Linked DNA regions of Homo sapiens: all the other regions are linked to region 2. The links are chromatin loops, found by intact Hi-C in ENCODE. Cell type or tissue: CD14-positive monocyte. All regions are shown on one strand. Region 1 overlaps BCL3 (BCL3 transcription coactivator). Region 2 overlaps LOC107985306 (a long non-coding RNA gene). Region 3 has its middle 9.8 kb from the start of BCL3.

What was found. Hi-C counts contacts between places; a loop is a spot of excess contacts. Peaks named below come from ENCODE experiments on the same cell type or tissue, not always from the same donor. Only the 100,000 strongest peaks of a DNase experiment are listed, where the experiment ranks them.
Region 1: it touches region 2 in a loop (4-fold over the local background); 13 of 110 quality-filtered maps call a loop at or near these places.
Region 3: a loop joins it to region 2, with 4 times the contacts of the local background. A loop is called at or near these places in 40 of 110 quality-filtered maps.

What each region holds. Positions count from the first base shown.
Region 1 is chr19:44,751,841-44,754,340 of GRCh38, forward strand. The region is part of intron 2 of BCL3 (BCL3 transcription coactivator); the gene reads left to right. Among named protein-coding and RNA genes, the nearest start is that of BCL3, 4.4 kb to the left of the region's middle. RefSeq lists an enhancer at 1,594-1,663 and silencers at 1,784-1,993, 2,074-2,153. In CD14-positive monocyte, a CTCF peak has its summit at 1,335; DNase peaks (open chromatin) are centred at 1,661 and 2,191; H3K4me3 peaks cover 2,500 bases; H3K27ac peaks cover 1,828 bases.
Region 2 is chr19:44,688,062-44,690,561 of GRCh38, forward strand. LOC107985306 (a long non-coding RNA gene) reads left to right here. Exons shown (of 3, transcript XR_007067268.1): 3 at 171-483. Among named protein-coding and RNA genes, the nearest start is that of CEACAM16, 9.8 kb to the right of the region's middle. RefSeq lists enhancers at 1,146-1,647, 1,648-2,147. In CD14-positive monocyte, CTCF peaks have their summits at 1,292 (motif pointing right) and 1,492; DNase peaks (open chromatin) are centred at 30 and 1,280; H3K27ac peaks cover 356 bases.
Region 3 is chr19:44,737,640-44,740,139 of GRCh38, forward strand. No RefSeq gene overlaps it. Among named protein-coding and RNA genes, the nearest start is that of BCL3, 9.8 kb to the right of the region's middle. In CD14-positive monocyte, no CTCF peak of the experiment used is centred here; DNase peaks (open chromatin) are centred at 242 and 1,362; H3K4me3 peaks cover 873 bases; H3K27ac peaks cover 2,180 bases.

The DNA of each region.
Region 1 (2,500 bases), 64 kb after region 2:
GATCCACTCGCCTTGGCCTCCCAAAGTGCTGGGATTACAGGCATGAGCCCCAAGCCCACCCCTAGAACACTATTTTTGGAACGGTGGTCTTTAGATATTTTGTCACAACCTAAAAACAAGAAAGACAGTTCATTGATTAACTTACTATATGAATTATACATGTAAAACTATCACTGGACCTGGCATAAATGTTGAGTAAGTGTTTGTTAATATTACTATTATTTTATCTCAAACCCAGCACACACACACACACACACACACACACACACAAACTTGAAATTAAAATTGCACAAAATGAAACAATACTCGCCCTTACTATGTGGGTTCTACTGTGACATTTTCTTTTTTTCTTTTTTTCTTTTTCTTTTTTTTTTTTCTGAGACAGGGTCTCGATCTGTCACCCAGGCTGGAGTGCAGTGGTGCAATCATAGCTCACTGCAGCCTTGATCTCTTGGGCTCAAATGATCCTCCCACCTCAGCCTCCTGAGTAGCTGGGACCACAGACGCTACCCCCACACCTGGCTAATTTTTGTATTTTTTTTTTGTAGAAACACAGCAGTCTTGCTATGTTGCCCAGACTGGTCTCAAACTCCTGGGCTTAAGTGATCCTCCCACCTCAGCCTCCCAAAGTGCTGAGATTACAGATGTGAGCCACCGAGCCCAGCTTACAGCTTTACTTTGCCATTTTCTATTCTAGTCGACTTCATTGTTTCATGGTCACAGCCCACTACATTAATTTGAAGATCCCCTAAATTGATTTCACAACCCCCATGGTTTATCACCTGCAGTCTGAAGAACATGTTTGTGAGGCTGCTGAGAAGTCCTGCACGGGAGGGTTTGGTCTGTGCCTAGCACATAGTAAGCACTCACTGCAATTGATCATCATGATTCTTATTATTCTATTGACCTGGGTTGGAATCTCAGCGTGGCCACGTTCTACTCCCTCTGTGCCTCAGTTTCCCTCTCTGTAAAAACAGGAACCATCGCGTGTGAGGGTCTCTGGGAGGAAGAAATGACATGATTTATACAAAGCACTTCTGTGAGAATTAGTTTGGGGCCTGGAAACCACAGGTAGAGATGAACAGGCCTGTTTCTGCAGAGAAGTAGCAGAGGGCTGCTCCGCCACTGGCCCACTGAGTGATTTCATGTCCCTGAGTCTCAGTTTCCCTATTTGGAAACTGGGTCTCATAATAGCACCTATCACAATTAGGATTCAGTGAGATCTTGTACACATGTATTAATACAGTGCACAGAACAGGGCTGGGCAAACAGTAAGTGCTCAATGCATGGAAATGGGTAATGTTTGAGCAGAGCTCCCAGGGTGGTTGCAGGCCATCTCCAGAGCCCTAGCAGGAGAAAGTGGCCTAGATTATAAAGAGCTAATAAAACCTAGTTCCCTCCCCTTCTGGGTACCTCTGGGGGGTCATCTATGAAATGGGCTTAATCAGACAGTCTCTGCCCCCAGTGGTGAGCTGTCCATGCTGTTGAAAAGCAGGGTGCTTGCCAGAGGCCACCCGGCCCACCAGTCTCCAGCCCCAGGCCCTCCCCACACCCTCCCTCTCCGACTCTCCCCCAAGGCAAACACTTCTGCCTCAGCTGCCTGCTGGGGGAAATCCCTTCCCGCAGAACTTGACCGCAACCCAGCTGCTCTGCCTCCCCCACGTCAGCACCCGTCACTCACTCGCAGCCTCCCCCCTCCTGGCGCTTCCTCCAACCTTAACCCCTTCCGCTGGGGCTGAGACTTTACCGGAACGGGCAGCGGCCCGGCCCCAGCCTGCGCCACCGGCTCCTCTTCACACCCGCGGGGGAGGGCAGTGGGGGCGAGGAGGGCGGGGGACGCTAAGTCTGGGTCCCCGCAGAAGCCAAAAGGTTGGGAGGCTGGGCTTCCATCTCCTCACAGGCGGGTACGAGCCTTGGGGCATTTGGACCCCCAAGAGGTTAGGGACTGGGCAGCCAGAAACCTGGGGAGGGGGCAGGAAGGCGGGGGCGGGGGGGGGGGGTGATGTTCTGATTCTCAGAAGGCAGAAGTTGGGGAACTGTATTCCTTAATCTCCGAGGGGATGAGGAGCAGCTTGGCAGCTTGGGGACCTGGCACTCAGAGGGGCTTTACGGGCAGGACCAGATACAGAAATTTGCAGAGTCCCTTGTTCAAAACTTAAGAATTTCACGACAGCGGCAGCAGGACGTTGGGCTGGTGAAACTGGTCACGCCAAGGGGCCTGAAAGTCTGTGTTCCCAAAGGGCCAGGGTTTGAGGCGCTGTATTTCTGGGTCTCTGAGGGGACAAGGACTGGCAAGGTAGTTTGGGATCCTGGAGCTCTGAAGGACGGGGGAAGTCCTTATTCTTAAAGAAGAGTTAGGGCTATTTCTGGCTCCCAAGAGATGTTGGGGGTGGATGCCGGGATAAGGAGGACTTGCAGCCAGCTGGAGCCTGAGCTCTGCGGGGTGGAGTTCCAGAGGGTCCCCCAGGCGGGAGGACTCGGGATTATGCGCCCCCCCTAC
Region 2 (2,500 bases):
GAAAGTGGATGTAGTAGTTGTTGGGTTGGGAGGAAGGGCGGAATGGGGAAGTGACTGCTCATGGATACAAGCTTTCTCTTAGGGGTGATAGGATGTTCTCAATGTTTTGTTTGTTTGTTTTCTTTTGTTTTGTTTTGTTTTTTGAGATGGAGTCTTGCTCTTTCACCCAGGCTGGCATGATCTCGGCTCACTGCAACCTCCGCCTCCCGGGTTCAAGCGATTCTCCTGCCTCAGCCTCCCGAGTAGCTGACATCACAGGTGTATGCCACCACACCTGGCTAATTTTTGTATTTTTAGTAGAGACAGGGTTTCACCATGTTGGCCAGGCTGGTCTCGAACTCCTGAGCTCAGGCAATCCGCCCACCTCAGCCTCCCAAAATGCTGGGATTACAGGCATGAGCCACGGCATCTAGCCATGTTCTCAAATTGATTGTAACGATGGCTGCACAACTCTGTGAATTTACTAAAAGCTATTGAATTGTACACTTTATTTTGGTTTTGTTTTCATTTTAAGAGACGGGGTCTTGCTCTCTCGCCCAGGCTGGAGTGCAGTGGTTACGATCTGGGCTCATTGCAGCCTCAACCTCCTGGGCTCAAGTGATCCTCCTTCCTCAGACTCCTGAGTAGCTAGGATTACAGGCGTGCACCACCACGCCCGGCTAATTTTTGTATTTGGCAGAGACGGGGTTTCACTGTATTGTCCAGGCTGGTCTCGAACTCCTGACCTCAAGTGATCTGCCTGCCTTGGCCTCCCAAAGTGCTGGGATTACAGGTGTGAGCCATGGCACTCAGCCCGCATTGTATACTTTACATGGATGAATTGTGTGGTATGTGAATTACACCGCAAAACCGTTTAAAAAAGAAGAAAGGGTGGAGCCTTTCTGAACCTATTCTGGTTCAGAGGCTGCCAGATTCGCAAAATATTTTTTAAAAGAAAGAGAGAAATGGGGTGGGGGAGGGAGGAGGAGTGTGGGGGGGAAGAGGTGGAGAAAGAAAAGAAAGAGAAAAAAAAGAAAGAGAGAAAGCAAGCGGGGAGGAAAAGAGGGAGCGAGGGAGTGGGGAGAGAAAGCAGGCGGGTTTGAGAGGTCAGTACTGAGTCGGCAGGAGGGGATAGCTGGAGACCGGGGTCGGGGTGTGTGAGTGGGGACAGTGAACATAAGTGCATCTTGTAGCACCTGATTCATTGTCACTCCAGAAATGTCACCTTCTTTCACTGTTTGGGGTTTGTGCTTATTGGGTCGTCACTATTGCCAGACTTGCTGCAAGAGAGGGTCAGCCCTGAGCCAGCAGGGGGCAGCAGAGCACCACACAGATCATGCACAAGCGCTGCAGCTACCTTGAGCCCCCCCATGCGCCCACCCCGTCTCTGCCCCTTTCTTTACCCCTCTGGGAACCCAGAGAGTCTATCCAGCTCTCCAACCCCAAACCTGGACACCTCCCTCCCCACTCTCACGGCAGGCACCAGGCCCTGCCCTCCAGGCCTCTTGAACTTGGCCTTCCCCAGTACCTGCAGCCCAGCCCTGGGCCAGGCAGCTTCTCTCCCCTCCCTGCCCCAGCCTCCCGCCTGGACTCCTCCCCACTCCCATTCTCCTACCACAGAGCAGCCCAAGGGATCTTTCTAAAGCCCAAACTCAACCTAGCCCCTTCCTGCTCAAAACCATCCATGGCTCCCCAGTGCCTTAGAGTCCAAGCTCCTCACCACTGCCTCCAACGCCTGCAAAGTCCAGGGGACGCTCAGTCTCATCTCTCAGCACCCACCGCCCTCTCACCTTCACCCCTGGTCTACAGTCCCCCAGATTTAACTTCTTTCTGTTTCCCCACACACTGTGTTCCATCTCACTTCCAGGCCCTTGCACACCCCCAGGCACACAGCTCCACTCTTCCTGCCCACCCCATTCACCCTCCAAGTCTCAACTCATACACCTCCTCCTCCAGGAAGCCCTCCTTGACCTCCAAGCTGGGTCAGATCTCTCCTGTGAGCTCACCTACCCCAGCCCCGCCCAGTCTGGGCCATCACTGCCTGGGGATGGGTCTGTCCCGCTGAACTATGAGCCCTATAAGCACAATTGCTATCTCCATCACTGAGGGGCTCCCAGCACTGACCAGCACAAGGCAGAGGCCCAAGGAGTGTGGATGCTCATTATACACATCCTTCCCTTTCCCAACCTAGCAGTCCCCATTCATTCATTGACAAACGTCTGTTGAGCAACTACTATCACCAAACTCTGTTACATGAACTTGACTGGCATGAGAGAGGTGAAGATAAACCAGCCCAGCTCCTACTCTCAGGGAGCTTGAGGTCTAGTAGGGGAGATGACCTGGAACTCAATGTAATAATAATAATTAATAATAAACATTACCGAGCACTTATTATACGCCATGCACTATGCTAAGGGCTTTACATTTATTCACTGATATCCTCACAACGGTTCTGTGAGTGAAGTTATACCATTGAAAGTAATGGCAAAGCCAGGCGCAGTGGCTCACTCCTGTAATCCCA
Region 3 (2,500 bases), 50 kb after region 2:
TTGGATGTGGAAATTGAGCCTGCCCAGGATTGCTTGGCTGAGAGGCTGCCGTGTTGGGATTTGCTCCTGACTTGCAACCACCTGACTCCACAGGGATGAGGCAGTAGAGACAGCCCTGCCCCATCCTCAGTATCCTGGGAATGTGTTGGAGGGTATGGGTGGCCCCGACTGGGACACTGGGATGACGGTTGGAAACAAGGGAGGTGAGTGTGCCATGTCCCGGCTCAAATGAGGAAGGGCCCAGTGTGACCTCGGCTTTCCCAGGAGCCTGAGGGACTTTTGCATCTGTATTTTTAAATGCTGGTGGCCACAGGGCAGGTTGTGGCCTTGAGTAGGGGAGGCACCGACTTCCAGGGAAAAGGCTGGAGTTTCAGGAAAGGGACTGTCCCTCCTGGATAGGCACCATGCTCCACCCTGCCAGGGTGGGCTTGAGAAGAGGGGCTTCTAATTCAATGGGAGGGCTCCTACTTAGGGAGTGGCTAGGCTGATAGGGGTGGCATGATTTCCCCCAACTCAAGTCAAGAAGGAACCACTAATCTGATGGAGGAGGCACATACCAGCTCCCTCCTGGGGAAATTTATATTTCCTAGTCTAATTTGATGGACAAAACTTAATTTTACTCGGACAGCACTCCTAGTCCCAAGAAGGATTCAAGATTTACAGCGTAGTGAGCTCTAGTCTGATGGAGGAGGCAGGACCCAAACCCACCCACAGGGAGGTTTCCTATGAGGGTGGAGGCATGCCTGTTATCTTCAGGAAGCTCTAGTCTAGTCTGACATTCATCCAAATGTCTTCTGGGGAGGAGGGGCAAAATTGCTCCCCTCAATTGAGAATCTAGACAGAGGAGGGAGTCATGCTGCCCCACCCCATTTTTTTTTCCTTTTAGATCTAGTCCTGAACCCAGATGCCCCATGCATCTTCACGGAACCGATGGGAGAAGCAAAATCCACTTTTAGAGATATCTAATCTGTGAAGAAGTCACACTTTCATTCTCAGGGAGATTCTGATCTGATGGAGGAGGAAGAATGCAATTCAAACCCTCAAGGAACTCTTACACTGATGGGAAACATGTCCCCACCTTGGGGGCCTCCAAGTCTGATGGCAGAGGTCTTCCTCCCATCCTTGGGAAGCTCTAGTCCAATGAGGGAGGCACTCCCCCACCATGTCAGTGCCTTCCTTCCCGTACCTTCTCCCTGCCCTCTGGCTGCCCGAATGAGCAGGGCAGGGGGCTTCCCCTCCCCACCTCCCTGGTGAATCCTAGAATCAGGGAACTTCTGCAGGAGGACACCACGGTTCCCCAGCCCTGGGACTTCCCTTTCTCCGTCAGCCCAAACCCAGGGCCTCACTGGGGGGGCCAGACATGCCTGCCCTGCTGATCATGGCTCACCTATCACCCCAGCCCCCATGACATCACCTGGTTATTGCATGTCCACAGCATCCCAGGCTCCGCGGGGACTTTCCATGCTTGACCTCGCCAGTGCCCTACCCTGAGAGGGAGGAGTCTGTCCCCACTTTACAAACAAAGCTTAGAGGGCATGGCACTCTTGCCAGAGACCACACAGCCAGAAACTGGCAGAGTGGGGAACAGACCAAGTGGGTCTGACTCCAGAGCCCCAGCTCCTTAGGAATGAGGATGAGGATGATGTACGTATACAGTCCTCATTTTCTGCCAGGCAATCCTGCCAAGGGCTATATTGCTGACTCACTAGCTCTTCTCGGCCATGGTGTTATTATTCTCATTGTCATTATTCTGTAACTCAGACAGGGAAACTGAGGCCCAAAGAGATAGATGAGTATGTAGCAGAGCCAATACTCAGTCAGGTTGTCTGACTCCAGTGCCATCATCACAGCTCAGCTCCCCCAGAAGACAGATGATTATACGGAATTGGGCATGCGAAAGATTTATGGACCAGCCTGGGAAACGTAGCAAAATCCCATTTCTGCAGAAATTTTCGAAATTAGCCAGGCATGGCTTGGTGCGGTGGCTCACGCCTGTAATCCCAGCACTTTGGGAGGCTGAGGCTGGCAGATCACCTGAGGTCAGGAGTTTGAGACCAGCCTGACCAACATCGAGAAACCCCGTCTCTACTAAAAATACAAAATTAGCCAGGCGTGGTGGCACATGCCTGTAATCCCAGCTACTCGGGAGGCTGAGGCAGGAGAATCGCTTGAACCCAGGAAGCAGAGGTTGCGGTGAGCTGAGATCCCGCCATTGCACTCCAGCCTGGGCAACAAGAGCGAAACTCCGTCTCAAAAAACAAAAAGAAAAAGAAATTAGCCAGGCATGATGACACACACTTATAGTCCCAGCTACTCAGGAGGCCGAGGTGGGAGGATCACGCCTGTGGTCCTAGCTACTCAGGAGGCTGAGGTGGGAGAATCGCTTGAGCCCAGGAGGCTAAGACTGCAATGAGCTATGATCGCACCACTGCACCTCAGCCTCAGCCTGGGCAACAGAGTGAGACCCTGTCTCTTACATACATATATATCTCTTAAATAC